Regions from separate parts of the Mus musculus genome. Here region 1 is linked to region 2. The links are chromatin loops, found by intact Hi-C in ENCODE. Cell type or tissue: gastrocnemius. All regions are shown on one strand. Each heading gives the region's core, and the rest is flanking DNA. Links, peaks and the distances in the headings are about the cores only.

Region 1 (15,254 bases), core at 3,455-11,454, 87 kb after region 2:
CTTCGCGGGACCCCGCCCCCGCTACGACGGCCCCGCCCATCCCACCTGCAGAGCGGGGTCCAAACTTAGCTCTCCAGCGCAAGCCAACGCGGCAGCTGACAGCTGGAGGAAGAGACTCGGTTGCAACTTGTATCTTCGGTGATGTCCTAGCAGGAGTTTGGGGCTCCCACTTGAGTAGCAGTTAACACAAATGGAGATCTGAACTTCCCATCCATCCCTGAACCTGGAGCCTCTTAATGCGCTCCCATCCCCATCATCATCATCCCTCACACAGCCAGGGCAACACCAACACGAGCTGGCAACAGGAACAGCTGAGTGTCCCAGAGGATCTAGCGAAGTTATGCTAAGTCGTCAGCCCCTGGTCGGTCATGTCTCTAACAGGATGATGTGGTACACAGTCTAGGGATAAACAAGGAGAGCCAAGGTTCGAAGCCTTTTACAGGCTCCTTCTCTGGCTCCTGGCGATGGAGGACTGAAGTTCATCTCATCCAGTGGCCGGCAGGAAGCAAGCTCAGGCACTCCTCGATGACGCAAAGGCTACTGCAAAGATGGCTAATGTTGTTGGCCCCTAGCAGTTGCTTCCTCCACAAGAGCCTTGGTCTCAGAGACATGACCATCTAAAGCCTTCATGCTGGCCCAAATCTTTGCCTGGATTCCTAGCTATTCCTGGTCACCTTGTGTGAAACCTTCTAACAGAAGGACTAAAATGTAAGACAGTAAGAGTGGAGAACGGTAGGGGGTGTAGCTCAGTGGTAGAGAGCACATGCATTCAAAAGAAACACACAAATAAATGTACTATCTTATTCAAAAATTAAATAATTTCCAAGCCAGGCATAGTAGTCCATCTCAGCACATGGGAGACTCAGGCCGGAGGAGCGGCAGTCTGAAACCAGTCTGGGCTAAGATTCTGTCTAGAAAACAAATAAACAGGTTTTGTTAACAAAAGACATGTAAATCAAGAAAGCAGTATGTGGGGCTGGAGAGATGGCTCAGTGGTTAAGAGCACTGACTGCTTTTCCAAAGGTCCTGAGTTCAAATCCCAGCAACCACATGGTGGCTCACAACCATCCGTAATTAGATCTGACTTCCTCTTCTGAAGTGTCTGAAGACAGCTACAGTGTACTTACATATAATAAATAAATCTTTAAAAAAAACAAAACAACAAAAAAAGAAGGTGTGATCTTCTAAAAAAAAAAAAAAAGAAAGAAAATAAGAAAAGAAAGCAGTATGTGAGCCAGGCACGGTGGCACACAGCTTTTTAATCCCAGCACTTGGGAGGAAGAGGCAGGAAGATGTCTGAGTTCAGAGGCCAGCCTGGTCTACAGAGTGAGTTCCAGGACAGCCGAGGGAGAAGAAGAAGAAGAAGGAGAAGAAGAAGGCGGCATTCAAAACAATCAACAAGAAGGAAGAGAGGAAGAAAAAAAGAAAGAAAGAAAGAAAGAAAGAAAGAAAGAAAGAAAGAAAGAAAGAAGCAAGCTCTAATAGCACAGGTCAGTACTCAGGAAGCAGAAGCAGGCAGATGCAGGCAGAAGTAGGGTTGTGGCAAATTCAAGACCAAGGTACCTTACATAGGGCTACACAGTGAGACCCTGTCTCAAGTGGGATAAGGAAGGATGGGGAGGGGGAACGGGACTGGGACAGAGACAGGACTGAAGGGACAGGATGGCTGGAGGACTTTGATAAATCCCCGTATTCCCAGCATCTAAGAGGCAAACACTAAGGAATCCTAGCCAGGTATGGCGGCATATACATTTAATCCCAGAACTCAAGAGTTGGAGACAGGCAGAAGATCTGGAGTTCAAGGTCACCCTCAGCTACATAGTGAATTCCAGGCTAGCTCCTACTAGGTAAGACCCTGGGTCAGGAAAACGGACAATCCAAACAATAACAAATCCTGTTGACTAATTTCTTTTGACAGCCTGTTTTTGAATACACTTCAATACAGCAATTTTTTTCTTTTTTGCATAACTCAAAACAAAAGGCAAGTCTTGTGACCTTTGGGGCTGTCTGAAACGAAAGTCAGAAGCCACGACCAGCTCCAAGGCACCGTGCTGTTGTGTCAGAGTTGGACGCAGCGGCCCCGTCTCTGCTCACATTCTCTACCCAGCTCAGTTCGAAATCTAACAGCCCACAATTCTGTTGAGTGGACCTTGGGTCACAGACTCAACCTGGCTGAACTTCAGCTGCTCCTTTCTGCAATAGGGCTGTGATTGTCTCTTTGCTGTGATTGGTTCCTTTATGTCTAAAGTGCCCAGCAGTGCACCTGATACTTGGGAGCGCGGATTAAGTGTTTGCTCTCGTTATCAGACTTCCATTAATTCAGCTGGCATTATTAGACTCTCCTTTGTGCAACTGGCCAGAAAGATAAAAGGCCTGGAGGCTCCCACCATCTGGTCGGGAGGCAGACAGTCTCAAACCTGACCTCCTCTGATCTAATTACACCCTATGCTTGCTGAGGAATGGGGATCTTAGTTTTTAGGCACAATGTGTTACCCAGGTTGGTCTAAAACTTTTTTTAAAAATTTATTTAACAGGGCTACAATAGTGAGACCCTGACTCAAGCACACATGCGCGCACTAGCACACACACACACACACATGTGCACGCACACACATCTGGTGTGATGGTAAACACCTAAATTCCAGCATTCAGAAGGCAGTGGCCAGTGGATCTTTGGGAGTTCAAGGCTAATTCAAGACAAGATCTCTCATCCTGGCAAACTTGGAATTCACTATGTAGAGCAGACTGGTCTTGAGTCACAGGGAACTCACAGACATCTACCTGCTTCTGTCTCCCTAGTGCTGGGATTAAACACCATGTCTGTCCTTATTTATTTTTTATTTTTTGTTTTAGTTGGCTGGGTTTGGTTTTAGGAGACAAGGTTCCTCTGTGTAGCTCTGGCTGTCCTGGAACCAGCTCCGTAGACCAGGTTGGCCTCAAACTCAAAGACCTGCCTGCCTCTTGTTTCCTAAATGCTGGGATTAAAGGTTTGTGCCACCTCTGCCTGGCTGGCTTTGAACTTCCCAATCTTCCTGACTGGGCTTCCAAAATGCTCAGATTACAGACATATGCTCCATGGAGAGTTGAGTGAAAAATTGCCTTCATATGCACACATAGCTGAGTACCTGCTCTCCGTTCAATAGCATTGTTTGGAGGAGGTTATGAAGTTAGGAGGTGGAGTTGGCCAGAAGAAATATGCCACTGAGAGTGGCCTTGAAAATATAGAGTTGCCAGGTGGTGGTGGCACACGCCTTTAATCCCAGCACTTGGGAGGCAGAGACAGGTGGATTTCTGAGTTCGAGGCCAGCCTGGTCTACAGAGTGAGTTCCAGGAAGACAGGGCTACACAGAGAAACCCTGTCTCAAAAAAAAAAAAAAAAAAAAAAAAAAAAAAAAAAAAAAAGTATATAGTCAAGCATGGCCTAGGGGTGCATGCCTTTAATCCCAGCCCTGGAGACAAGAAGCAGCCAGATCTCTGAGTTTACAGAAGGAGTTCAAGGTCAGCCAGGGCTACAGAGAAACCCTGTCGCAAAAACAAACAAACAAACAAACAAACAAATAAGTAAAAACTAAGACTGTGGCATGCCTTTAATCTGAGTAATACCAATCAATCCGAGTTTGAGACCAGCCTGGGCTACGAGGTGAGTTTCCAGGCTAAACAAGCTTATATAGAGGGGCCCTACTCCCTTTTAGATTCTGTCTTGTTAAGGAAATTTGTTCAGAAGGAAGTGTGCTTTGACCTTTGACTCTCCCTCCTGTTTCCTTGGCAGATGTCACAATACTGTAGGAAGGTAGCATCTTAATTTGGATACTACATCTCCAAGGTCTGCCTCCACTCTGCTGGCCAAGGAACTGACGTCAGCACAGCTAAGGGGTGAGAGCACACAGAACCATTCGTCACCAGAGCGTGCAGCGCAGAGCGGGACTACCTAGAGGCCGCTAAGGATTATTTGCCCCTTCTGAACGAAATGTGCATCTCTTGGGCCTCCCTTTTCTTTTCTTTTCTTTTTTTTTTAAGATTTATTTATTTATTATATGTAAGTACACTGTAGCTGTCCTCAGATACTCCAGAAGAGGGCATCAGATTTCATTACGGATGGTTGTGAGCCACCATGTGGTTGCTGGGATTTGAACTCAGGACCTTAGGAAGAGCAGTCAGTGCTCTTAACCACTGAGCCATCTTACCAGCACCTCCCTTTTCTTTTCTTTTTTCTTTTCTTTCTTTTCCTTTCTTCCTCTTTCTTTCCTTCCTTCCTCCTTTCTTTCTTTCTTTCTTTCTTTCTTTCTTTCTTTCTTTCTTTCTTTCTTTCTTTCTTTCTTTCTTTCTTTCTTTTTTTTGAGACAGGGTTTCTCTGTGTAGCCCTGGCTGTTGGCTGTCCTGGAACTCACTTTGTAGACCAAGCTGGCCTCGAACTCAGAAATCCACCTGCCTCTGCCTCTGCCTCCCAAGTTCTGGGATTAAAGGCGTGCGCTACCACCGCCAGGCAGACTACTCTTTCAGAAGTCCTGAGTTCAATTCCCAGCAAATACATGGTTGCTCACAGCCATCTGTAATGGGATCCAATGCTTTATTTATTTATTTATTTATTTAAAGATTTTTTTTTTTTTGGCCTAAGTGAGCAGGGCCAGAGAGAGAAGAAAAAGTGTCTGAAGACAGCTACAGTGCACTTATATATAAATAAATACTTAAAAAAAGAAAAGATTTTGGGCCAGGCAGTGGTGGCACACCTTCAATAACAGCACTTGGGAGACAGAGGCAGACAGATTTCTGAGTTCGAGGCCAGCCTGGTCTACAGAGTGAGTTCCAGGACAGCCAAGGCTACTCAGAAAAACCCTGTCTCGAAGAAAAAAAAATTTTTTTATATATGATGAGTACACTGTAGCTGTCTTCAGACACACCAGAAGAGAGCATCAGATCCCATTAGAGATGATTGTGAGCCACCATGTGGTTGCTGGGAATTGAACTCAGGACCTCTGGAAGAGCAGTCAGTGCTCTTAACCTCTGAGCCATCTCTCCAGCCCCTCTCCCCACCCCACCCCCTTTTTTTGTCTTTTTTTTGAGACATGGTTTCTCTGCCATCCTGGCCTCAGGAATACTGAAGGCTGCTGCAGTCTTTGCTCTGCCTACAAAATGGCCAAGATGCAAAGGCTAGTCTCCCCTCAGTGGAGAACAAGAGACCCCAGTGCCCATGGGGCAGACGCCCCACATCTGGAAGAAGTCAGTAAAGCCAGGAGGCGGGTTCTTTACGCCAGTGAGATCCGTCGCTGCCTCCTGTCCCACCATTGTACCCTTTCCAGATCATCCACGATCTAGCTCCTCCAGCAGCCAGGCCTCACCGAAGCGTTCTCCTCTTGCTTCTCCCATAGTACCTGCAGAGCCAGAGCCGCCTAGCTTTCTCTGTGGGGAAGAGAAATGATGGGTGGCGGAAATGCTACTTTGAGGTGTGTCTGGGCTAAGACTGGCCACTGCTCTAAGTGGCATGGTGCTAGAGTGAGAATGGGACAACCTGGGTCACATCACATGAAGTTCTGGCTTGACCGGAGGGACAGCGCCATCTTCTGACCCTTTATCAGACATTCCCACGACACTCACTGAGGCTGCAGCTTTCACATTCCCCAGACCTACTACTGAATGGAGAAAGAACCAATCCCCAGGTCCAGAATGCTCATAACAGCCTCAACTGCCTGGGCAGTGGTACACACACACACACACACACACACACAGAGCCAGACGGTGGTGATGCTCCACACCTTTAATCTCAGCACTTTGGAGGCAGCAGCAGGCAAAGCTTTGAGTTTAAGGCCAGCCTGTTCATAGAGTGAGTTTCAGGACAACCAGGGCTACACAGAGAAACCCTATCTTTTTTTAAAAACAAAACAAAAACACTCGAAAAAAACCAAAAATCAAAAAAACAAAAAAACAAAAAACTATACAGAGAAATCCTGTCTCGGAAAAAAAAAAAAACCTAAAAACAAACAAAACAAAACAAAAACAGCATCCTTTTTTTTTTTTTTTTTTTTTTTTTTTTTTTTGGTTTTCCTAGACAGGGTTTCTCTGTGTAGCCCTGGCTGTCCTGGAAGGAACTCACTTTGTAGAGCAGGATGGCCTCAAAAACTCAGAAGTCCACCTGCCTCTGCCTCCGAGTGCTGGGATTAAAGGCGTGCGCCACCACAGCCTGGCCACTTTTTAAAAAAGATATATTTATATTTATTTCATGTATGTAAGTGCATTGTCGCTGTCTCCAGACACACCAGAAGAGGGTATCAGATCTCATTACAGATGATTGTGAGCCACTGTGTGGTTGCTGGGAATTGAACTCAGGACCTCTGGAAGAGCAGTCAGTGGTCTTAATCACTGAGCCATCTCTCCAGCACTCCCTCCCCCTTTTAAAAAAGATTTATTTTATTTATATGAGTACACTGCAGCTGTCTTCAGACACACTAGAAGAGTGCATCAGATCCCATTACAGGTGGTTGAGAGCCACCATATGGTTGCTGGGAATTGAACTCTGGACCATCTCTTCAGCCCGAAACCGTCTTGAACTGGAAAAAAAACAAACAAAAATCCAGCCTCAGTTTTCTCCACACTGCTACAGATTTGGGTTGTCTTTTTCTCCTAACTTTGCCCATGGGACAGTAGCTGTAATTGTTTATGCCAAAATGTGGACCAGAAGTCAGCCCGTGCAGATGGAGTAGCCCATGGGGAGGACATCTCCCTAAGAAAGGGACCCAGTGAAAGTTTAACCACCACTGGAATGAAGGCAGGAGGGATGCAATAAAGACCCTAGCAAGGTGCAGAAAGAAGTGAGCTGTTTCATTTAGTGAGGTGACAATACTCTCACCCCAAGGGCTCATAAGGAGGGTTAAAGATAGAGTAACCAAAGTGGATACTCTAGGTTCTTATGCACAGCTGCAGAAAGGCTGGAATTAGCCCTGTTCAGTGGAAGGTTAAATCTGCAGTGAAGCAAACACTGAAGGGCCAGACCATGGGTTTTCTTTCTTGTCTAATCAGCAGCTATGTCCTGCTATGTTCCTCCTTCTTTTTTTTCCTATTTATTTATTTATTTATTTATTTATTTATTTATTTATTTATATGTAAGTACACTGTAGCTGTCTTCAGACACCCCAGAAGAGGGTGTCAGATCTCATCTCGGATGGTTGTGAACCACCATGTGGTTGCTGGGAATTGAACTCAGGACCTTTGGAAGAGCAGTCAGTGCTCTTAACCGCTAAGCCATCTCTCCAGCCCTATGTTCCTCCTTCTGCCCCTCTACCTGGTTCCAGATCTTCAGGCTCAAGTCTGGATGCCTGCCACCAGGCAAAAATGTGTTTTCAAGATCTCTAGGAAGTGAAAAGGCAGACAGCTGGCTAAGGGCATGGTTTGCTCTTCACTGGCCACTCCTGGACGTGTCCTGCCTCTGGTACCTCACTTCTTGGCCAGCCACTGGCCAACCAGTTTGAGTGCCTGAGGACAAGAGTGGAGTCAAGCAAACCTTGACTGGATGGCCTAGCTTGTGAACCTTTTGAAGGCAACATCTGCACTCCAAAGTGGTAGGCCAGAAACCAGGCTCACCCAGTCTTCCTCTCCATCTCTCATCAGTTACTGGTAGACACTGAGGCCATATTCCTAGTTAAGATTTAAAGGAAGGGCTGGAGAGCGGTTAAAAACACTGACTGCTCTTCCTGAGGTCCTGAGTTAAATTCCCAGCAACCACATGGTGGCTCACAACCATCTGTAATGGGCATCTGATGCCTTCTCCTGCTGTGTTTTATTTATGAAACAAAATATGCCTGCTAGTGGGACCAGAAAAAAAAAAGAGCACTGACTGCTCATCCTAAGGTCCTGAGTTCAATTTCTAGTAATCACATGGTAGCTCACAACCATCTAAATGGGCATCTGATGCCTTTTTTTTTTTTTCAAAGATTTATTTATAATGTGTGAGTACACTGTAGCTGTTTTCAGACACCCCAGAAGAGGGTGTCAGACCTTTTACAGATGGTTGTGAGCCACCGTGTGGTTGCTGAGATTTGAACTCAAGAGCTCTGGAAGAGCAGTCAGTGCTCTTACCTGCTGAGCCATCTGTCCAGCCTCTGATGCCCTCTTCTGGTGTGTTTGAAGACAGCAGCCAATATAAACCATTGAAGCCAGTTTTGTTTTTTTTTTTTTTTTTGGTTTGGACATTTGTCCTTACACCAAAAGCTCACTTCTACTGATTTGCCAGATATAGGCAGTTAACTTTTTATTTTATTTTATTTTATTTTGGTTTTTCAAGAGAGACAGGGTTTCCCTGTATAGCCCTGGCTGTCCTGGAACTCACTTTGTAGACCAGGCTGGCCTTGAACTCAGAAATCCACCTGCCTCTGCTTCCCAAGTGCTGGGATTAAAGGTGTGGGCACCACTGCAGGCTTCAGTCCACCTCTTTACTGAAAGTGCTGCGGGGGAGACCATACTACACACACAGGAACAAAGCTTCCCTCAGCATTTTGTGAGGTTAAAAAAAAAAAGAAAACAAAAAAAAAAAACTCATCAACTTTCCCTTTCATTAGATCCCAGTCCAAGGACAACTGTCTAGGACCAAAGACAACCATGCTTAGGCCCTGTCTAAGCCTAAGTTGCAGTTTAGTTACCTTCAGACTTTCCAATAACCAACATGCTCCAAGCCACAGACTTGGTTACTATAGGTAGCAACTCAACAAGCCAGTCGCTCAGGGCTGCCTCAGACTTTACTCAGCCCAACATAAAACAATGTGGTCAGAACTGTTTTCATTGTACTAGACTATGCTACTGCCCCTTCTAATTAATACCATGTCCATTGAGGTACATACTTATCCAAAGGGACCTAAAGTTCTAGGTGTGGCAGTACACACCTTGTAACTTCTCCTCAGGAGACTGAGAAGGGTAAGCCAGTCTGGGATACATGCAAACTCTTACACTTCTTTAGCTACTAAAGCTTCACTAGAATGCCTTGCTGAATAGACTCGGGTCCATTTTTATATTTATGCACACTAGCACTCCTTAGCAATGTGACTTATCAATGAGTCGCCAAATACACAGAGAAGTAGGAAGACTCGTAGTTAGAAGGGGCTCAACGATTATTCAACTATATGTAAAGAAAAAAATCCGTACTGGTTAGAGGCAGATGGATCTTGAGTTTGAAGCCAACCTGCTGCTCTACAGTGGGAGTTGTGGCCAAGGCTACAGAGAAACTGTTTCCCCAGGAAAAAAACTCCAAACTTACTAGTTTATTTGTAAGGCCTATTAGAAAGATCCAAAACAGCAAACTTAAAATTTCAAATATTCTAAAACCATGGGAACAAACATGTATTGTAGTTATTAAGCCCACCCATGAACCACAAGCAGATTTTGTCAGACTCATGAATTGTGTCAGCAAATACTTGCATTTTTAGAGTGTATTGGATGTTCAAATGCTTTCTGTACTTTAGCCTTTTCTACCAAGCAAATAGCTGAATCTAGGAATCTCGATTCCATATGTATTAAAAGCTTTGTATATTCAATTTAGGTTTGACACTTAGTTGAATAAACAAGTTTATTTGTAAATTTAGTCAACATACATAATTGACCTAAAAACTTCAATAGGATACTTTTAAAAACCACTTGAAGGCCATCTCTATAAAAGGGATTTTGCCAGTATAGTAACCAGGTGTAACCTAACCCATCTTCATTGGCAGAGGTCCAAGAAGTTGAAGCTGTGTTCTTACTCCCATGTTTATAAACTCTACAAGGAAAAACAAACCTTGTACAGTTTTCCCCCTTAAAGATTAAAAAGAAACGAAACCGAACTCAATCTAGGCCTAAGACCAAACACAATGAAAAGCTGCACTAACTAGATTAGTAATAGATGATGCTGGTGTGAATAGCTTGTTATTTTACTCTAGAGCCCTTATAAATAAAATCCCCGTTAGTGTTGTGTTACCAGCCAGAGGGTCAGGGGTTAGTGAACATGTGGTAGAATGAGGACTTATGCAAGGTTTAATACGCATAGCATTTTTCTACTGTTAAAAACAAATGCAGTCTAGTCAGGAAATACCAACTGGACTAAATTACACACACCTTAATGACAAGACTCCCCACCACTTGTGAATGTAAAACATTTAATTTAAAAATGTTGAACACTACAATATATAAAATAGCTATTATAAATGCACATAGTGTATTCTATAGCTGCCAGGTTTACTTTTTTTTTTTTAAAGGAAACTGTTACACTGTGGCTAAAACTTGTATCTTCAACCTTTGAAAAAGCCCACATTCTATCACAGTGATGTATGGTTAAACACTTGGATCAAGTCATAACCAGTTTTATTGCAAAAGGACCCTGTACACATTTATCAATTCTAGTACCTTAATAGCTACCCAACAAGTCATTAACATACAGAAACATGCATCATGAAAAGCAAGAAGTATCACCCATCCCTTCTGCGTATTAGCAACTTGTCACTCCTGAGCCACAGTGCTCACATCACTGAGGTCTGTGAACAGTCAGTCACTCTTCCCATTCATCCTGAGTGAAAGATGGAATGACTTAAGTACAAATGCAACATATTATAAACAATTTCTTACAAAAAAAGTCACAAATTAAACCAAAGTATTTTACAGAATTTACTACAAAATGCCATAAAAACCGCTTCAACTTAAGCTCTCTCCCCCCGTATCCGGCGAGCCAACTGGATGTCTTTGGGCATGATGGTGACTCTCTTGGCGTGGATGGCACACAGATTGGTATCTTCAAACAACCCCACCAGGTATGCTTCGCTAGCCTCCTGTTGAGGACAAGAGCAACAGCATTAACACTCCTACTGGAGCAATCAAGCCGCCGCCCCGAGTGCCACCAAGCCTTTTGTCCCTTTACCTGAAGGGCACCGATGGCTGCACTTTGAAACCTCAAGTCGGTTTTGAAATCCTGGGCGATCTCCCTCACCAATCTCTGGAATGGCAGCTTCCGGATGAGCAGCTCAGTCGATTTCTGGTAACGACGGATCTCTCTCAGAGCCACGGTCCCTGGCCTGCAGTCACCAGAAGAAGGAAGGCGTCAACGGTCAGGGAGAAGGGAGAGAGCGCCCGCCCGCAAGCCGGCGGCCAAGTCATTGTTCCCAGCCCTCTGCCTACCTGTAGCGGTGAGGCTTCTTCACCCCGCCGGTAGAGGGCGCGCTTTTCCGAGCCGCCTTGGTGGCCAGCTGTTTGCGGGGGGCTTTCCCACCGGTGGACTTCCTAGCGGTCTGCTTGGTTCGGGCCATTTTTTTTCACCTGCGAGACAAGCGACGTTCAAGGCCAGGTCACCGGGCTCCGGCTGCCAGGCGCCCCTCCTCGCCGCAGCAGATGGCGGCCGCCGCCTCCTCCCCCTCCCCTAATGACTCAGGCTGCGCCGGGCTGCGGCCTCCCCCGGGAGGGGGAGCGCGGGGAGGAGCAACTTCCCGCTCCACGGGCGGCCGGAAACACCGCGGCGGGACCTGTGAGTCACCACCGGGAAGCAGACAGGACGGAGGTGGCGGAACGCGACCGAACTCGACCTCCCGGGCTGCCTCACCGACCAGACCGTCGGCTGCCAGCGACCGCGGTCCTAAAAGCCAGGGAGGCTCCGGCCGCCGGCAGAGCCGCGAACTCACCCAAAGCCGAGTCTGGGGCCCTTGCTGAGACCGAGGCGACGCTGGAAGCGCTCGAACAAGAGCCGCAATCGGCGAGCAGAACGGGCAGATACTCCACCAACGAACGACCAAACCGCTCTGCGCTCCAAGCCCCCCGACGCCTCCATATTTATAGAGACGCTGCACGCTGCGTCAGTGCGTCACAGAACCCTGATTTGCATACACCAACGACTTTTTCGATTGGCGGGAGCTTTCGCCGACGCGCTGACATCTCCCGACACAAAGGCCGTACTTCGGGGCCGTTTCCTGATTGGCCGGTGTTCAGGCCACTGATTGGCTGTTACAATTGCTTCAGGATTGGCTGGATGCAAAGAGGAACAGACGAATCAGAGTTTAGCACTAGGGAGCTCTTCTGATTGGATAAAATGGAGCTATGTTTGGATCCTTCTCTTGGTTCCAAAGCTCTACAATAGAAAGTCAATGCAAATGAATTGCACTAGTCTCCTGGAATTTAAGAAAGTTGGGTCGGCAAGAGTCTACGACTTTTTTGCATCAAGAGACCATTTTAGAGAGATTTTGCGTAAATATAATAATAGTAATTATTACTATTATTTTAATGTAGGATGAAATTATTCCCTGAATAATTTACTTTCTGTAATTTTCATCGTTTAATATAGTATGAGAAATGTAATCCAGTCAGTCATCTTACAGCATATAGTGTTTTGTGCACTGTAAATGCATACACATTCTAAAGCATAAAGCAATTGTTTGATGGGGAAGGGTAATAGACACAAAGAATCAAAATTCAAAAAAATTATTTCCGAGTTGGGTGGTGCTGCAGGCCTTTAATCTCAGCTTTTAGGAAGCTCAAAGGCAAGCAGATTTCTGTGAACATGAGGCCAGCCTGATCCACAGGGGGTGGGGGGTTCCAGGCCAAGCAGACCTACCTACAGAGATCTTGTCTTTTATAAATCCTGGTTTGTTTGTTTTTTCTCCAGGACTACATAAACCAAGCTCCAGGTGCATGAAGGTAATATCAGAGATGGAATCAGGATCCAAAATTCAAGGTCATTCACAGCTACTTAAGTCAAGGCCAGTCTAGGATATATAAAACAGTTTCAAGAAAACAAAAAACAACAAAAGGGGACTGTTCCTTGCATCCTAGCGCTCTGGAGGCAGGCAAAGCCATGTGAGTTTAAAGGCAGGACCACACCAGCAAAAGCTACCCAGGGAGACCGTGTCTCAAAACAAAACAACAAATACCTATTTTTGCATGTTTAATTCAGGCCATCACAAAATATTTTATTTCAATGTACTTAGAGTTAATAAGAAGTTGTCAGGCATGCTGGCACACACATTTCTTTAATCCCAGCAACCTGGAGACAGAGGCAGGTGGCTTTGAGGCCAACCTGGTCTACATAGAAATTACAGAATAGCCAGAGCTACTTAGTGAGTCTCTGTCTTAAAAACCAACCAAAGGGGGCTGGTGAGATGGCTCAGTGGGTAAGAGCACCCGACGGCTCTTCCAAAGGTCTGGAGTTCAAATCCCAGCAACCACATGGTGGCTCAAAACCATCCTAACGAGATCTGACTCCCTCTTCTGGAGTGTCTGAAGACAGCTACAGTGTACTTACATATAATAAATAAATAAATCTTTAAAAAAAAAAAAAAAAAAAAAAAAACCAACCAAAGAAGTAGTAATTACCTGCTTGTATATTTCTTGAACTATTTAATTCGACTGCATGAAATAAATACACCGGAAGAGTAACAACCTCAAGAGGGTGTCATGTCCATAAGGAGAAGATAATATAAAAAATGGGTGTCCTTGTGTAATATTTGGTAATTATTACTTATGTCAAAAACCTGACAGATTTTAGAAAGATGTCTGAATGTTTTGCCTGGTTGGTGCCCGTGGGAGTTAGAATAGGGTACTGGATTTACGGTTGGTTGTGAGCCACCATGTGGATGCTGAAAATTGAATCCAGGTCCTCTGCTAAAGCAACAAGTGCTCTTAATTGCTGAGCTATGTCTCCAGCATTATAAAAATACCACTTTTGGGGACAGGGATTGCGGTTGCAAGTTTGAGTTTGAGGCCAGCTTAGTCTACAGAACAAGTTCCAGGACATCCAGGGTTACATAGAGAAACCCTGTAAAATCCCAGTCTTTATCTTGTTTAATGAATTATCAGTATAATGAAATATTCAAATATAAGACAACAAAGCAAGTCTAAGTGTTACCAGTCAAAGCCCAGAAAAGTGAGACCTACTGCCTGCAAGTCCCCATCTTCCTGCCTTGGTGCCTCCAGAGTGCTGGGATTTCAGATGTGTCAGTGAGGACATGTGCCTACTCCTTTCCCTTTGAGACAGGGGTCTCACTCTGTAGCCCAGGCTACCCTGAAAATCACTATGTATTCCAGTATATCTTGATCTTGTGACTATCCTCCTGCCTCATTCTTCCAAAGGATGAGATTGTGAGATCTCCCACACTTGGCTCTGGAGTCCTCTTAACAAGTACCATACAGCTTTAATTATTAGACCTAAGCTGTTACTGTTTTTGGAGATAGGTTTTCATGTAGCTGAGGCTGACACATCTATCTATCTATCTATCTATCCATCCATCCATCCATCCATCCATCCATCTCAGGGATCTGAGTGCTGTGGTTAAAGCCCTGTGCTAACACACCTTTCCTTCCTTCCTTCTTTCTTCCTTTCTTCTTTAAAAAAAAAAAAGATTTATTTATTTATTTATTTAGAGACAGGGTTTCTCTGTATAGCCCTGGCTGTCCTGGAATTCACTTTGTAGACCAGGCTGGTCTCAAAATCAGAAATCTGCCTGCCTTTGCCTCCCAAGTGCTGGGATTAAAGGCCCGGTTTTCTTCCTTCCTTCCTTTCTTTCTTTCTCTCTCTCTTTCTTTCTTTCTTTCTTTCTTTCTTTCTTTCTTTCTTTCTTTCTTTCTTTCTTTCTTCTCTCTTCTCTCTTCCTCCAACTCCCCCCTCTTCTTTTCTTCTTCACCACCATGGTGGCTGGACTCACAGTGCCCCATCTGCCTCTGGGGTTAAAGTAGCACACTGCTATGCCTGGCTTCCACACTCATGTTCTTGTGTTTTGAGAGATGGTCTTATTAAGTAGTCCAGGATGGACTTCAACTTGTGGAAATCCTCCTGTCTCTGCTTTAGTGCTAGGATCACATGCATGTGTGGAAAAAAATTACCGACTTATTTTTCCCTGGCTTTTATTGTCAAAGGAAATCTAAAGCCTGCCCCAGGAGAGAATAAGATGTAGATGTAATTAATTCATTCATCTAAGAGAGACTAAAGAAGCCAATCCCTCTCTTATTTAATAGTTATAGGGTTTTTTGTTTTTTGTTTTTTTTGTTTTTCCTTTGTCCTGAATTGATCGATGGGAGGGAAAGCTGCAAAGGAAATGGGGAGGAGCTGAAAGTACAGTCAGATCAACACAAGACAAATAAGCAGAGGGTCAGGAGCAGTGTGCACTTGCCTGAGGGGGTGAGGTGAAGCCCTGGGCTTGATCCCAAGGCACTGCTGCAGTCAGAGCAGCTCAGCAGCATCGGGACTGTTGTTCTGTTCCTGTCCTGTCCCTGGTCCATCATGAACTTGCTGAGTGACTTTCTGCAAGTTACCTAACTTTCCTGGG
Region 2 (14,769 bases), core at 1-8,000:
AGTTTCTCCATCTCGTTTCTGCTGCACATCCCTGTACTATGCCAAAATGGAATAGAATATCAAGTCCCCATATCAACTCCTCAACTACCCACCCAGGAGAGGGAGTATATGCATGCATAGATATAGCCGAATACTTTTGGGGACCATAACAGAAGGAAGGAACCTCTAAACCAGAAGTGGCAGCATGCCTTTAATCCGGCATAGGGGTGAGGAGATGGAGGGGGGGGGTAGCCAGAGAACCTCTGTGAATTCAAGGCTAACTTACATATGGAACTCAAAGGTCAGCCAGAGCTGCACAGTAATACCTGTCTCAAAAAAAAGAAAAATAGGGCTGGAGAGATGGCTCAATGATTAAGAGCAGTAACAGCTCTTCCAGAGGTCCTGAGCTCATGAGCAGCTATATGGTGGCTCAATGGGATTCGATGCCCTCTTCTGGTGTGTCCAAAGGCAGCTACAGTGTACTTATATAAATAAAATAAACAATTCCTTAAAAAGGAAAAGAAAAACAACAAAACCTCAGTAATTCACCCTGACTCAATACAGTGATGTGCACTAGTGGAGAAATCTACATGTGGGGAGTAGAGAAACTCAATATAGTTACCTAGGCAAATCAGACAAGAGGCAAAGACAAAACAGAGAACTGAAATTTCAAAACAGAGAACTGAAATTTCTTTCTCTCTCTCTCTCTCGTGTGTGTGTGTGTGTGTGTGTGAGGGAGGGAGAGAGAGAGAGAGAGAGAGAGAGAGAGAGTGTGTTCTCCTTGTATTTATGTCTGTGTACCTCACTGAGGCCTGGTGGCTGAGGCACTGAGTCTTCACGTGGGTGCTAAGAATTGAACCTGCTTGATCCTTTGCAAGAACAAGTGCTCTTAGACAGAGCCGACCCTCTAGCCCCAGACAGTAACATTTCCAGCTGTAAAATCCCCTCTTCAAGCTGGGCCTGGGATTTTATAGCTGGAAATTTTACACACTCAGAATCCCAGCATTCCTGAGGTAAGACAGCAAGAATGGAAATTCAAAGGCAGCCTAGGCTTTTTTTTTTTTTTAAGATTTATTTATTTTTATTATATATAAAGCTTAGGCCTTTTTAAAAAAAGAAAAAAAAAGCCAATAAGATGGAGCTACAGGTAATGGCATATGAATGAAGTGTTTATGAAATAAATTAAAAGTAAAATTGGCAGAGGACAAAGTGAACTAACAGAAGGGAAGGGCAAAATATGGGGAGGGGGCAGGGAAAGGGCTGGGCCCCAGGTGCAGTGCATGCTTTCCTGAAAACTGGGGAAGAAAATGGCCAAAGCAAAAAAGCAAAACGCCCCTGCCCCTCATCATCTTTTTGGGGTTTCATGTTCACGCCCCGAAAGACTCACCTGAATCAAGGCAATGAGAGGAGAGACTACAATGGTGATCCCACTGGCCAACAGGGCAGGGAGTTGATAGCACAGAGACTTCCCTGCCCCTGTGGGCATGCACACAAACACATCCTCGGCACCTGCAAAGACAGCAGAGAACTTCAGCAGACCCTGGCTGCCTCTCCCACTAACACCTCTGAAGAAGCGATTTGTTTTATTATTATTTATTTATTTTGGTTTTTTGAGACAGGTTTCTCTGTGTAGCCCTGGCTGTCCTGGAACTCAATTTGTAGACCAGGGTGGCTTCAAACTCTGAGATCTGCCTGCCTCTACCTCCTGAGTGCTGGGATCAAAGGCGTGCGCCATCATGCCTGGCTTTTTTTTTCCCTCTAAACGGATTTTCACTACTTAACAGTGGCTGGCTTGGAATTTGCTGTTGACTGAGCTGGCTTTGAACTTGCTTGATCCTCCTGACTCTGCCTTCCAAATGCTGGGATTACAGGCCTGTCTAGCCAAGCCTGGCCCTGGATGTTGTAAATCAAATGAGAATGTAGGAAAAGCACCTAGCAGAGCATACATTCACAGGAGTGTCTTGGTATAACGTTTGTTTCCATGTATTCCCTTCCCCACTCTTCCTATGCAAAGGGCCTTGGGAGACCTAGACATTCAGAGAAACTGCTTCTAACAGTGATACTGTGATGGCTAAAGAAACTCCATTTTGTGCTAGGTACCCATCTGTCTCTGACTCACGTTTCTAGAAGATAAGTTTCCATCAACCTTGACTCCCTGACTCTGCTCAGAAACGTGCAGCTGTGACCATCTGCCTGTTATGCTGTGACTAGCTGCAGTTTGTGGCTTCTGTAACTTGCTTATGCAGATATTCAAGGACTATTTAGAGGTCACCTTGACTATCTAATCTTGGCAGCTTTTGGGGATTTTGCCTTTAAAAGCCTTTCTTCACCCACCTCTGTGAAGCATGTCTCTGATTTGGGTTAGAGACTGTGGCCCTGCCAACAGCTTTACTAAATTTGGCTAATTACAATCTAAATTGAGTCTGGGAGTCTTTCACCGTTGGTCCTTACCAATACTTAAATAAAGGTAGTAAAAGCAAAACAAACAAAAAGTTCTAAACAGAGCATTCATTGGGTGTTGTGGCACACGCCTTTAATGCCATCACTCAGGAGGCAGAGGCAGAAGAATCTCTGAGTTCCAGGCCAGCCTGGTTTATAAAGTGAATTCCGGCACAGCCAAGGCTACAGAGAGAAACTGCATTTCAAAAAAACCAAAAAGTAAGAAAGTATTGGGGGGGGGGGTATAGGTAGAGGAAGACAGATCTCTGGAAATTTGAGGCCAGCCTGGTCTACATAGCTAGTTCTGAGCTATCTAAGAAGCCAAAGCTGCATGGTGAGAACCTGTTTTTAAAAAAACAAATCAAAACAAGGCTTGAGTAGTCTTGAGCCACTAGGATATGACTATTTGGATTAGACACATCCAGGGAAGCAGAGTACTGGTTACACCGGGGTAGATATGCAAGGCTAATCATTCAGTCCTCTGTTAATAAGTCTGTTGGTGGCACTGCTGCTCCCATCTGGACAAGCTATCTCCAGCTTACAGTGTTATTAGTCTCTCCTTTTCTACCTGGAACTCAAGCTACTCGCTCTTCAAGGAAATGATTACCTAGGTCACTGACAAGATTAAGCACTACTGCCACTTTTGCTACTACTTGCACAGGGACAAGAATGGGAATCTAGGAACAGAAGTCAAAGACAGACTGTCAGTCTGGCTATGAAAAAACCAGAAGTGTGAGTGGTTCTGTCCAAAATTTGTAGGTTATGATAGCCCACACCTGTAATACCAGTACTTAATAATCCAGAGGCAGAAGGACCGGCTCAAATTTGAGGCCAACTTGATGTATATAGAGAATTCCAGGCCGGCCAGGGCTACATAGACCATCAATAAACAAATAGATTCCCAGCAAATACCCACTAGCTTTGGTCACGAAAGAATTCCAAACCAGTGGTTTTCAAAGATTTCCAAAGGGTGAGGAGGTAGGAAGTTAAGAGGGTGTTGTGCCACAGAGCTACTACGGTACCGCCAGCAGTCTGCAAAACAGGTAGCTTGGTATGTTACCTTTCACTACAGCCATGGTCGCACTCTCTTGTAAAGGTGTTTTAAAAGAATCAAACCCAAAGACTTTCTTCAGGGTGCTCCGGACTCGCCGCTCCCGGTCGAAGGGAGTGGAGAAAGGACGGGCGCTCATCTTTGCAAAAAGCAGCAGCCAAAAGGTTAACGCAAAGGTGGGCAAAGGCAATCCCGAAAAAACCCTCTGCTCCACGTTAAAATATAGCCTATGTTTCTCCTGCCGAGTAAGCTGCTATGTTACACTTAAATATCTCATTCCCCAGCAGTAAAAGTGAAGGCTGAATTGCTTCACGCAATACATTCCTGAGGGATTAACATTACTTCTCCCTTTAATAAAAATAAAAACAATGAACTTTCCAGGTCAGGTGGACAGAGCTACAAATCGGACCACAACAAAGCCCACAAACGTCTTCAAAGTCGACCAGAGAACTTGGAATCCTTTTTCTAGGGTCCTTGTTCTAGAAGCGAAGCCATAGATACCATTCATCAAGGACGCCGACCCCCCGTTCCTCCTCTGAGCCCCCAAGTCAACAGCTCTCGCCCTTTGCCAGACAAATGCTCTCCAAGATGTCAGACCCCAGGCTCTTTTCGGTTGGCTCTGCAGCTTTCCAAAGAACACTACTCCCTAACTCGAACTCAGAAGCCAAACCGCCCGAGAAGTCAGCGAAGTAGAAGCCGCAAGACCTTACTTCCGTCCCGTGCTGATGACGTTTCCAAGAGCTGAGCATGGGGGCGGAGCCATGCCCAGACACAGCCCTTTTGATTGGTTGTCATTCGGGCGCGGAGTCTCCTGGGATCCGGAAGAAGTTGGTTTTCTCGCCCCTAAATTGGCTTATGAGTCATAGGCCTGAGCCACACCGCGCTGTGGGAGTAAGATGGCGGGGAAGAAAAATGTTTTGTCGTCTCTTGCAATTTATGCGGAATATTCAGACCCTGAATCTGATGGCGAAACTGGAGTCGACGCTGTAGGCGGAGCGACTGGTGAGACTTGAGCTGGAAAGGGGAGGGTCTGTTATGGTTACCAAATGCTACCTCTCTAGCGGGGCATGGGGAGAAGATGCTCTTTGTGCTCCAGGTATCGGGTCTTGGAACCCCAAAGCGCAGTGGATGTCCTAGGTCAGACAGAGCATTAGAACCTCTACTACAGTACGAGTGATCTCTCTTTCTGCGATCCTCTACGCAAGGCGTCATGCTGGCCAGAGGGTGGACCAAGGGGGGTACGCATCTGTCGAGACATCACTGTCTCGTTGTTTGATGGGGAAGAGAGGAGTGAAATGTACCTGGAGGATAGTAAAACTTGTGTTTCGTTAAGTTGGTAACTTTTAAGGAATCGTTTCTAAGTCTGCCCTAGAGTTTTTAAAAATGCATCTCTCCTAAGTGCATAATTCTGGGCTTTTTCATAGAATATGCTAGACAAGCCTTTTAAGGCGGTAGGGTGATTCTGTTGTTTGGTGAGTTTTAAAAGCCTATCGGTTGCCCTCAGACTGCGAAGCATAGAGGGAACAGATTTCTTGAAGGAAGCAAATTACCTGATATACCAGAGCTTTGGGTCTTCTTATCTGCAAAGTAGGGGCAAAACAATGAGGAAGACAGTCTTGTGCATAGAAGGCGTTTTTGAGGTTGCACATGAAACAAGATAGAGATGTGTGTGGTATGTCAAAACAGGAGTTTAAACGACCTGTTGGGCTGGTTCAAAGAGGAGAAGACTTTAACTGCCCTAATAGGCCAACAGCATGTAATAGTTCCCCAACCTTTGGAACTGCTGGGAACCAAACCCAGGGCCTTACACTCTTAGGAAAGCATCCCACTACTTTGTTACTTCCCCAGCCTGTCCTGAAAATATTAGAACATGAATTTAATGCTTGATTTTCTTTTCATATACATCTGTACATATGGAGTGGGCCTTGCATGTGAGTTCTGCCCATGGTGGACAGAGAGAGGCATCAGCTCTTCTGAAACTGGCATTTGTGAGCTGCCTGATGTGGGTACTGGAAACTGAACTGTCAAACTTACAGAGATCTGCCTGGCCCTGTCTCCAGAGAGCTTGAATTAAAAGCATGGGACACCAAACCCTGTACATTATGCACTCGTATAAGAGTCATCTTCCAATACCCCTGTTTTTGTTTGTTTTGAGACAGGATCTCCCTCTAGTCCTGACTGTCCTGGAACTCAGGCTGATCTAGAACTCAGAGATCCTCCTGCCTCTGCCTCCCAAGTGCTCGGTTCAAAGGTGTGCACCGCCATTCCTGGCACAACCCCTGGTCTTTTCTTTTTCTTTCTTTCCTTTTTTTTTCTTCCTCCCCCCCAACCTCCAGGCTGAGGACAGAACCCAGAGCTCTACCACTGAGCTAAATTCCCAACCCCAACCCCTGGTATTAAATTGTTCTTCCTAAGTACAAATTCAATCTGGGCCTATAGCCACTTACTTGAGACTTAGGTTCCCTTTTTATCTTCAGAAATAATCTTGGCCATTCAATTTTCAGAAACATTTTTACATTTCTCCCCTCTCCCCCTCTCTCTCCTTCTCCCTCTCTCTCCCCCTCTCCCCTCTCTCTCCTCTTTCAGAGGAGAAAGGTGGTTTGGTATCTGACGCCTATGGAGAAGATGACTTCTCTCGCCCAGGGGGTGATGAGGATGGTTATGAAGAAGAGGAGGACGAGAACAGTAAGCAGTCGGTGGGTAAATCTTCCAGACCCAGAGCTCTTGAAACACTCTTCCATTCCATGGTCAACTCTGTCCCTTTTCCCTTTTGGTTTGGAATCAGTTGGTACCCGTTGAGGATGTAGCTCATGGGAGAGGGCTTTGCCTAAGCATGTCAAGGACTTGATCCCCAGCACCACAGAAAGAAGAAAAAAGTTGAATTGGTTGGGTGGTATTAGCTCTTTTTGAAAGTTAAGTCGTTTTTTTTTTTTTTTTTTTCACCTGGACCACATTGTATTAGCTTTTGAATTGAGCTTTTGGAAGGAGGTCTTTTGTTTTGCATTTTTGAGATGGGGTCTTATGAAGCCCAAACTGATGGCAAACCTTTTACCCCTGAGCTCCAGATCCTCTAGGTCAGCTTATTGAGAGCTGGGGTTATAACCATGTTGCACTAGGCCTAGCTTGGTTACTTTTCATAACCTTAGTGTCAGTGGGTATTTTATGTTGCTTTGTGAGTTTAGCTAATCTTCCCACTTTATAAATGTGTTTGCCCTAACTAGTGTGTCACTTACATATCTGTAATCAACTTTGTATTAATCTCGGTTGGGGTTTATTCAAGTGCTTCACTTTGTAACAAGGTAAGGAAGGGAAGTTTGCTGCTGTCATCCACACTTTGATTCTTTGGTTATGTTCCACTTGGTGTTTTTGTCAGCGTCCCCTGGTTCTTCCAGAACTTCCTTGGAGTTAAGTAGGTGCGGGTAACAGACAGGAGGACTGTGTCCTTGTTAAGAGGAGGAGCAGTTCATGGCGGACAGCGACCTGAGCAGTATTACTTGGGACTTTAAAGTCTGGAAGGGAAAGAGGCAAGGAAATCCAGGCTGTTGTTTAGCACAAAAAGGCATCTAAAACTGAATTTGGATCTTGAATCTGGCATAGTAAAAGCAGCATTCACTGAAACACTCACAGCGAGCTTTATTTTGTTCTTCAGGTTGTTGTTTGGGGTTTTTGGTTATGTGTTGATATGTAAAGGCTAGCACGAGAATGTTCTTTAAACTAGGTTTAATGGTCCAGGTCCTGCAGATGTATAGCATTCAGGTGCTAAAGCAAGAAGATTGAAGATTCAAGAGTATATTCCTGTCTCAAATGAGTAAAAATAAGGACTGGGGATGTAGCTCAGTGGTACATCGATAGCACTTGCCTAGCATTCGCAGGACCCTGGGTTTGATTCCCCAGTACCACATAAAAACAACAGCAAATAAAACATTTCACAGAATGTATTTTGTATTCTCTTTTGAGAATTCTTCATGCCTTTATCCCACCCATCAGTGATAATGCAGAGTTGAGTAAAATTGCTAAAAAAACTTGTGGAAACTGGAGTGTGTGTGTGTGTGTGTGTGTGTGTGTGTGTGTGTGTGTGTGTAGTAGGGGTAAAGCCAGAGAGTTGTTCCCCAGCATCAACTACAGCTATTAGCCATAGTGGTTCACAGCCTGTAACCCAGCATGAAATGAGGGTTACAAGTTCAAGGTCATCCTTAGCTAGAAGGAAGGAAGCTTTGTTAAGTTTTTTGACTTTCCGTGCGTGCATGTGTGTGGTGTGTGTGTGTGTGTGTGTGTGTGTGTGTGTGTGTGTGTATGTATGTTTGCATGTGTGTTCTTAAAATACTAACCCACATCTACTTTCTGTCATATTCAAGCTATATGATATTTTAGTTTTGTTTTTAAACCTCTCCTGAAACCCCAGTGCCGATACTGGGGACTATTTGAGCATTCTGCCAAGCTCCATCTTTGACTGTGTAGTTGGTTCCATTTTGAGAGAGCTCTGTCGGTGGCATTGCGTTGCAAGCTTTTGCTTCCCTGGCACCGCCCAGGGCACTTGTCTAAGAACCATCGAGGCATAGTTTGTTTGTGTTAACATCTGGAGTGCCATGTTGTGTTTGGGATAAAGTCTAGTAAGTGGTTCCCATCTGCTTCTTAGCTTTTGACCTTATGGAGTTGTGGGCTTACATTGGAGAGTTCAGTACTCCCATGGTTTTGACTCAGTCAGATCTCCTTTGAGTAAAGAAGGCTGAGAAGAGTGGATCAGTGGCAGTAATGTGAGCATCCCAAAAGGCTGTCCCTCGCCCTTTAGTTCCCCCCTCTTCTGGTCGCTTGATCTGGTGATTTGATGCCCACCTTTCTGTCATTGCTTCTGACTTTAGGTGCCACCTAACTGTTGAGCAGTGTGGTGGTTGTGGGTATAAACGTAGAAGTGGTAAGAGAATTCATAACCTTGGCTTTAATAACTGCAGAACATGTTGCATCTTCCCTCTCTTTATACAATTTCCTTCAGGAATTTTCACTGATGTAGATGATGGCACCCTGATTTTGAGCTGCTGATCCCCCACCCCCTCCAGAATGTCTCCTTTTCCTTTCTCTTTCTCTAGTTCTGGGTTGTGTGGTAGGGAAGGGTTCTTGGTGGGGTGACTCCAGCTAGGAAAACAGTCTGTTTACTCCAACCGCTGGTTATGTGTGTAAGACAACCCAGGCCCACTCCTTTTAAGTTTAATCCTCTAAATTCTTTGTCTTGTAGGAAGATGACGATTCAGAGACTGAAAAACCTGAGGCTGATGACCCAAAGGTATTTGGTGTTGGCTGTGGCGGGTGGCTGGATTCAATCAAGGCTTTTAACATTCTGACTCAGGTCAAATGTGGGGTCAGGATCTGTCCCACTAGCACACAGAATGGACAGTGGGATCAGGCCAGTTTAATGAAGACCCTTAAGGCCACTAGGAATTCCTGAGGCTTGAGATAAAAACCACAAGAGGCCAGTCTGGGTCCTATAATCCATACACGCTTAAGTCTGGCCCCGTTTTCCCAGGTATGTGCTAGTCACACACGCACATGGTCTTTTTTGAAGCAGCCTTCCTTCTCATAGGTCTGTCCAGAAGCAGCTGAGAGTAATTAGCAGTGGCTCTTGTCGCAGTCCTAATGCTCCTGTGGTAATGGAGGCCCAGTGCTTGGAAAGGTACCTTTCTCAGAATCGTGCTTTATACTGCAAACATCTCCCTTGGAGGAGTACATACAACATCTCACCGTTGCAAGCTGCTCTGAAATAAGCCAAAATCTTCAAGGTTGCATAAGTGAAACTTAGGAGACTTAAGCCTGGTAGTAATATAAAACAGTAGTCTCATGATCTATGGGTGATTGGGTTTCCAGGACACCCCACCTTCATGCCCTGTACATATGCAAATCCAGAGCTTCTCACAGTCTTTATTTAAAATGGTATATTTACATATGACTTATACATATATAACACAGGTTAATATAATTCCCCCTGCTAGTTCCAGATTATCTCAAATTATTGTTACACTGTATTGTTCAGAAAACGATTTAAAAAAAAATTTCACGTTCAACACAGATGCAATTTAAAAGAAGAAATTAAACCCATAGCTGTTTGAATTCATAGATGTGAACTATGAAAGGGGGCAGTGTATCTGCTGAATATATAGCATGAGCTATATATCAGATCAGATGAGCTATCCATCCTCAGATATGGCCGTGCAGCCATTGGTATAAACTCAGAAAGGCTGCAGAAGACTCGGAATGTGTTTTACCGAGGATGCCAGGAGTAGACAGTGTGGAGCCCAGAAACCAGGTGCAAACGACTTTCTGTGCAGAGTAAAAAACCCAGGCTAAGAACTGGCCTGGCAGGAGAGCATGGGGCAGGCTTATGGCTTAAAACTAAAGGCCACCTAGAGAAGTTGGCATGCACTTGGCTGTCACCCCTTCTTCAGTGCTGTGATCCCAGCAGCAAAAGCTTTTTTTTTTAACGTCATTTTTTATTAAATATTTTCTTTATTTACATTTCAAATGTTATCCCCTTTCCCCTCTGAAAACCCCCATCCCTTCTCCCCTCCCCCTGCTCACCAACCCACCCACTCCCACTTCCTGGCCCTGGCAGCCCCCATACTGGGGCATAGAACCTTCACAGGACCAAGGCCCTCTCCTTCCGTTGATGACCGACTAGGCCATCCTCTGCTACGTATGCAGCTGGAGCCAACAGCAAATTTTTGAGGAAAGGTACATCCTTGTGAGATAGGCAGCCCTGTGGAACACAAAAGACTTACTGCTCTCTGGAAGAGCAGATAATAAAGAACAGGGGACACACACACACACACACACACGGGTGTCCACTGATGCCAGAAGAGGTGTCACTTTTCTGGAACTAGAGTTTAGAGTTGATTGTGAGCTGTCAGGTGTGCACTAGGAGTTGGAGTCTTCTGCAAGAACAGCAAGTGCTTTTAACCTCTGAGCCATCTCCCCAGCTCTGTTGGATTTATATGAGAGGATTTTGTTGTTCTAAACTTTTGATTTGAATAATTCTAAGAGGACGGACATACTGCTAGAGCAGGTCTTGTAGTTTATCTTCTGTTAAGCTAATGAGTTGCGCCATGGCCGTCTACCCACTAGATGGCGCTCTCTACTTTTAAGGATCTAATTTTAACTGGTTATGTAGAGGTTCTCAAAACATTTGGTTTCATGAGACAACTTAGAAATGCAGATCCCAAGGAGCTTCTGTTCATTGTATATATTGGTATTAGAAGTTAAACTGAGATGCAGACTCTTTGACTTCAGCATAGGGCAGGATGTAGACTGAGAGCCTTAGAGCTCCAGGTTCAATGAAAGACCTTATCTCAGACAATCAGGTGGAAAGCAATGTAGGAGGGTCCCAGACTCCTATCTCTGACTTCCATGTACACACGTGCAGGCAACACACACATGCATGCAACTACGTGAACACTCAGAAACTCAATTGGTAGTTTGCTAAAACAGTTGCTCTGTTCTACTGTGTGTGTGTGTGTGTGTGTGTGTGTGTGTGTGTGTGTGTGTCCTGCAAGACAGCCTGTATCTGTAGCCCTGGCTGTTCTGGAACTCATCTGTACAGCAGGTCTGTCTGCCTCTGCTGGGATTGAAGGTGTGCACCACTACTCCCAGCTGTTTTGTTTTTGAGAGAGTCTCACAGGCTGAAGCCCAGGCTGGCCTGCAATGCCCGGTATTCCAGGCTCCTCTCAGATTCTCTGTGATCCTCCTGCCTTAGCCTCCCAAGCACAAGCCACAATGCCCAACCTCTGGTGTGTCTCTCAACACTTCAGTAGGCCTTTTACCATGGATGACTTCACAACACCAGACCAGAGCCTCGGTTTCTCTTCTCTGGGAAATGAGCATCATCATGAAATCTGCCTCTTTCGTTTGATGAGGGTTAAAGTAGTGCTGGGTGCCTGCGATTGGTAGCATCAGGTGCCTCTACTCACTTCCCAGGCTGGTCAGCCGATGTCGTTGACTACAGAATGGCGAGGCCTGTGCTTGGAGCCACAGTGTGGTGAGAGGAGCAGGCATAAAGGTGAGGGCTCGGAGAGGGCGGGCAGGCAGGCATGCTGTGGTGCGTGAAAGCTGGGAGGGAAGGCAGTGACAGCCAGATGCAGACCTGAAACAGCACAGAGCTAAATGGGAGAGGTTTGCTGTCATACAATGGAGACTTTTCTGTCATCTCTAGCCAAAATGGTTTGAGTTATTCATAAGGTAGTAATCTCACTGTTTTGTAGAAGATTTTTAGATGCATGTAAAGCCAGCTTGGTCTACACAGTAAGTTCCAGGACAGCCAGGCCTACACAGTGAAACCCTGTCTCAAAAATTAAAAATAAAAATAAAAAGGATTTGTCATTAATGTTCTAGTTTATGGGTTGTGTTGAGGTTGGACAAATCCCCAGAGGGTTTGAGACTCCCCGGGAGGAGAGGTTACGGGAGAAGGGCAAACTTGAGAATTCTCTTGCTGCTGTTAGCAAGCTAACATAGTGCACACACCTTTAATCTCAGTGCTCCGGAGACAGAGGCAGTGGACCTTAATGAGCTTAAGCCAGCCTGCTCTATGGAACAAGTTTCAAGGTTACATTGTGAGAGCTTGTCTCCAAAAAACCAAAGTAAAAGAAACAAAAAAGGCTGAGGCCCACTCCTTTAATCCCAGCACTTGGGAGGCAGAGGCAGGCAGATTTCTGAGTTTGAGGCCAGCTTGGTCTACAGAGTGAGTTCCAGGACAGCCAGGGCTACACAGAGAAACCCTGTCTCGAAAAAACAAAAAACCAAAAAGGTGCCAAGACTAGAAATGGCATTTTTGATTGTCTTGCTACTTTCTTTATGTTTTAAACCTTTGTTATTATTGTGTGTGTGTGTGTAGCTGTGGAGGCAGGGCATGTGTGTGCATGTGCACATGCAGAGGCCACAGAACACTCTGGAACCACTTCTCTCCTCTGCATATGTTCTGGGGTTGAGTGCAGGTCGTGGGCTGGTACAGCAAGTGTCTCTGCCCACGACCGATCTCCTTGCTTCTGTTACTTTGCTCTATGAAACAGGGTCTCACTGTAGCACAGGCTGGCCTCAGTCTGCCCACCCTCCTGCCTCAGCCTTTGGAGCACTGGGACCTAATTTTGCCACTCTGACACCTGGAGTAGCTCCTGGGTGCAGTCTCCTGCACTGAAGTTGAATGAGACGCTAACTCCAGATCCACCTGTATGGAAGCGTTCAGTCTGAGATAGAAAGGCCCGAGTTACAAATCAGAGAAGGGGAGGCAACTTGGTATGCCAAGAGAATCTAAACACCTGCGTGCTTCTAACCCATGCTTGCTTTCTCTTGGCGTCTAGTCTCACCTCAGTAAGCAGTCTGGCCTTATGTGCTGTGATCACTCCACAGAAGGGGGAGCTGCTGTCCTAGAAACCATCAGACTAACTGTGGCAGTCCTCTGACAGCACTGTACCCAGTGGCTCCAGTGTGCCTCTGTCCATTTGCCCTTGGTGTGTGAGCTCCCCACATGCCGCTGTCCTCTGTCCACACTTTGCCTCCATAGCTCTGGAACGTTCTTCCTTGTTTATTTTTCTTCCACTCCTGCAGTTCCCGTGGATAGAGGTGTCTCCATTTGCTGTCCCTGGCAGACCTTCCATTGAAAACAGGCAGGGACGGATGACCTGGAACAAGAAGGGGCAAGCAGCCTGCTGCCAGCTGTCAGGGAGGGCCTGGGCTTGTAAGCTCCCTGGGGTCTTTGGTCCAGGCTCTGTGGTAGGGAAAGAATCCCGGCCTTTCTAGGTGCTGACATTGAGTAGGGGAAATAATTGCGGCATTTTTGAAAGAGGTGTGTATGATCCCAGTTAAATCAAAGAAAACATTCTTAAAATCCTTAGAGCCCAAGCTGGGTGTGGTGGCTAATTCAGAAGGATAGGGCAGGAGGGTCACAAATTTGAGGCCAAACTAGCCTAAACAGCAAAACCCTGCCTTAGAAAAGATTTGGCAGAGGCGGGTGGTGGTGGCGCACACCTTTAATCCCAGCACTTGGGAGGCAGAAGCGGGTAGATTTCTGAGTTCGAGGCCAGCCTGATCTACAAAGTGAGTTCCAGGACAGCTAGGGCTATACAGAGAAACCCTGTCCTAAAAAAAGAAAGAAAAGAAAAGATAAGATTTGGCAGGACATGATGGCACACACCTTTAATTCCAGCAGAGGCTAGTAGATCTGTGAGTTCCAGGCCAGTGGGGACTCCACAGTCAGACCCTGTCACAAGATTTAAAATGATGAGATTGAAGAGGGAGTTGGTAACTAAAGAATGGTTTCCTCCATCTGTAGGGCCCAGGCACCCCCACCACCTCACCCAGCTCAGCAGACTGTGATGGCCACTTTGCAGGGTCTTTTGAGGGGAGGGAGGGAGGGAGAGAGGGAGCTAGGAGCTCCCCAGGTGAAGTGAAGCACTCCGGGCTATCCAGCCTTCAGTGTAGCTGTGTGTGTGTGTGTGTGTGTGTGTGTGTGTGTGTGTGTGCGCGCGCGCGAGTGAGAGAGAGACACACACACACACACACAGACACACACACACACGTACACACGTACACACGTGAAGACACCCAGCTCATAGAGCTCAGTACTTTTGTTCACATAACTCCTAGACAAAGAAGTGCTTCAAGGTTCTCTGTCTTAAAGCTTAGCTGCAAACAATAAGCACTGCACTTCTCACAGTTCCCCTGCTGCTTGGGAAAACAGATGGTGTGTGAGGTATCTTGTTGAAGGTTTCCTGAGAGCTTTCAGCATCTTGCAGCCTGTTTGTTTACGTTAGGATGCTGGGTGCTTTGTTGCATGGGTTGAAACTGCAGTGGTAGATGGTCTTGGAATTGGGCTGAGGGAGATGGAAGTCCCCTGTGCCCTCAGGAGCCCAGCTCAGCCATGCCAGTGGCTCTCGGCCTCCATCCTGAAGTGGTCTGGGGCTCATGGTTGCTGAATGTTGAGAATGTGTGTGGATGGACGTATCGGGCAGTCCCAAGTTATTACTAATAGGCAGTGATACTTCAAATTGTATTTTTAATTGTAATTGTGTGTGTGGTGGTGGTGTGCTCATGAACACAGGACCCTTGGAGGCCGGAAGGCAGCACTGGGTGCCCTAGAGCCGGTTTCCTGCGGTTGTGAGCTGACTGACTTAGTTGCAAGAAATCAAACTCTGATCCTCTGCGAGAGTAGTGTGGATTCTTAACCATGGGGCCATCTCTCCTGCCCGTACTGTTGCTCTCTTGAAGTATCTGAATCAAAGGCCTAGGAAGTGAAAGGTGTGTGAAGAGCTTATTTCCCAGGAGTT

What was found. Peaks named below come from ENCODE experiments on the same cell type or tissue, not always from the same donor. Only the 100,000 strongest peaks of a DNase experiment are listed, where the experiment ranks them.
Region 1: a loop joins it to region 2, with 5 times the contacts of the local background. A loop is called at or near these places in 4 of 42 quality-filtered maps.

What each region holds. Positions count from the first base shown.
Region 1 is chr11:116,012,758-116,028,011 of GRCm38, forward strand. H3f3b (H3.3 histone B) reads right to left here and starts at 11,747. Exons shown (of 4, transcript NM_008211.3): 1 at 11,622-11,747; 2 at 11,125-11,262; 3 at 10,868-11,021; 4 at 9,204-10,778. The coding sequence starts at 11,252. The coding sequence ends at 10,650. In gastrocnemius, for the core only: CTCF peaks have their summits at 5,565 (motif pointing left) and 8,075 (motif pointing left); DNase peaks (open chromatin) are centred at 5,537, 7,397, 10,843 and 11,397; H3K4me3 peaks cover 2,631 bases; H3K27ac peaks cover 968 bases.
Region 2 is chr11:115,929,311-115,944,079 of GRCm38, forward strand. Recql5 (RecQ protein-like 5) reads right to left here and starts at 4,182. Exons shown (of 19, transcript NM_130454.2): 1 at 3,479-4,182; 2 at 1,367-1,488. The coding sequence starts at 3,608. Sap30bp (SAP30 binding protein) reads left to right here and starts at 4,349. Exons shown (of 11, transcript NM_020483.3): 1 at 4,349-4,471; 2 at 6,056-6,165; 3 at 8,700-8,747. The coding sequence starts at 4,366. It overlaps Gm39474 (a long non-coding RNA gene), which reads right to left and starts at 13,496. Exons shown (of 2, transcript XR_880317.3): 1 at 12,811-13,496; 2 at 10,562-11,594. In gastrocnemius, for the core only: no CTCF peak of the experiment used is centred there; a DNase peak (open chromatin) is centred at 4,238; H3K4me3 peaks cover 2,454 bases; H3K27ac peaks cover 1,262 bases.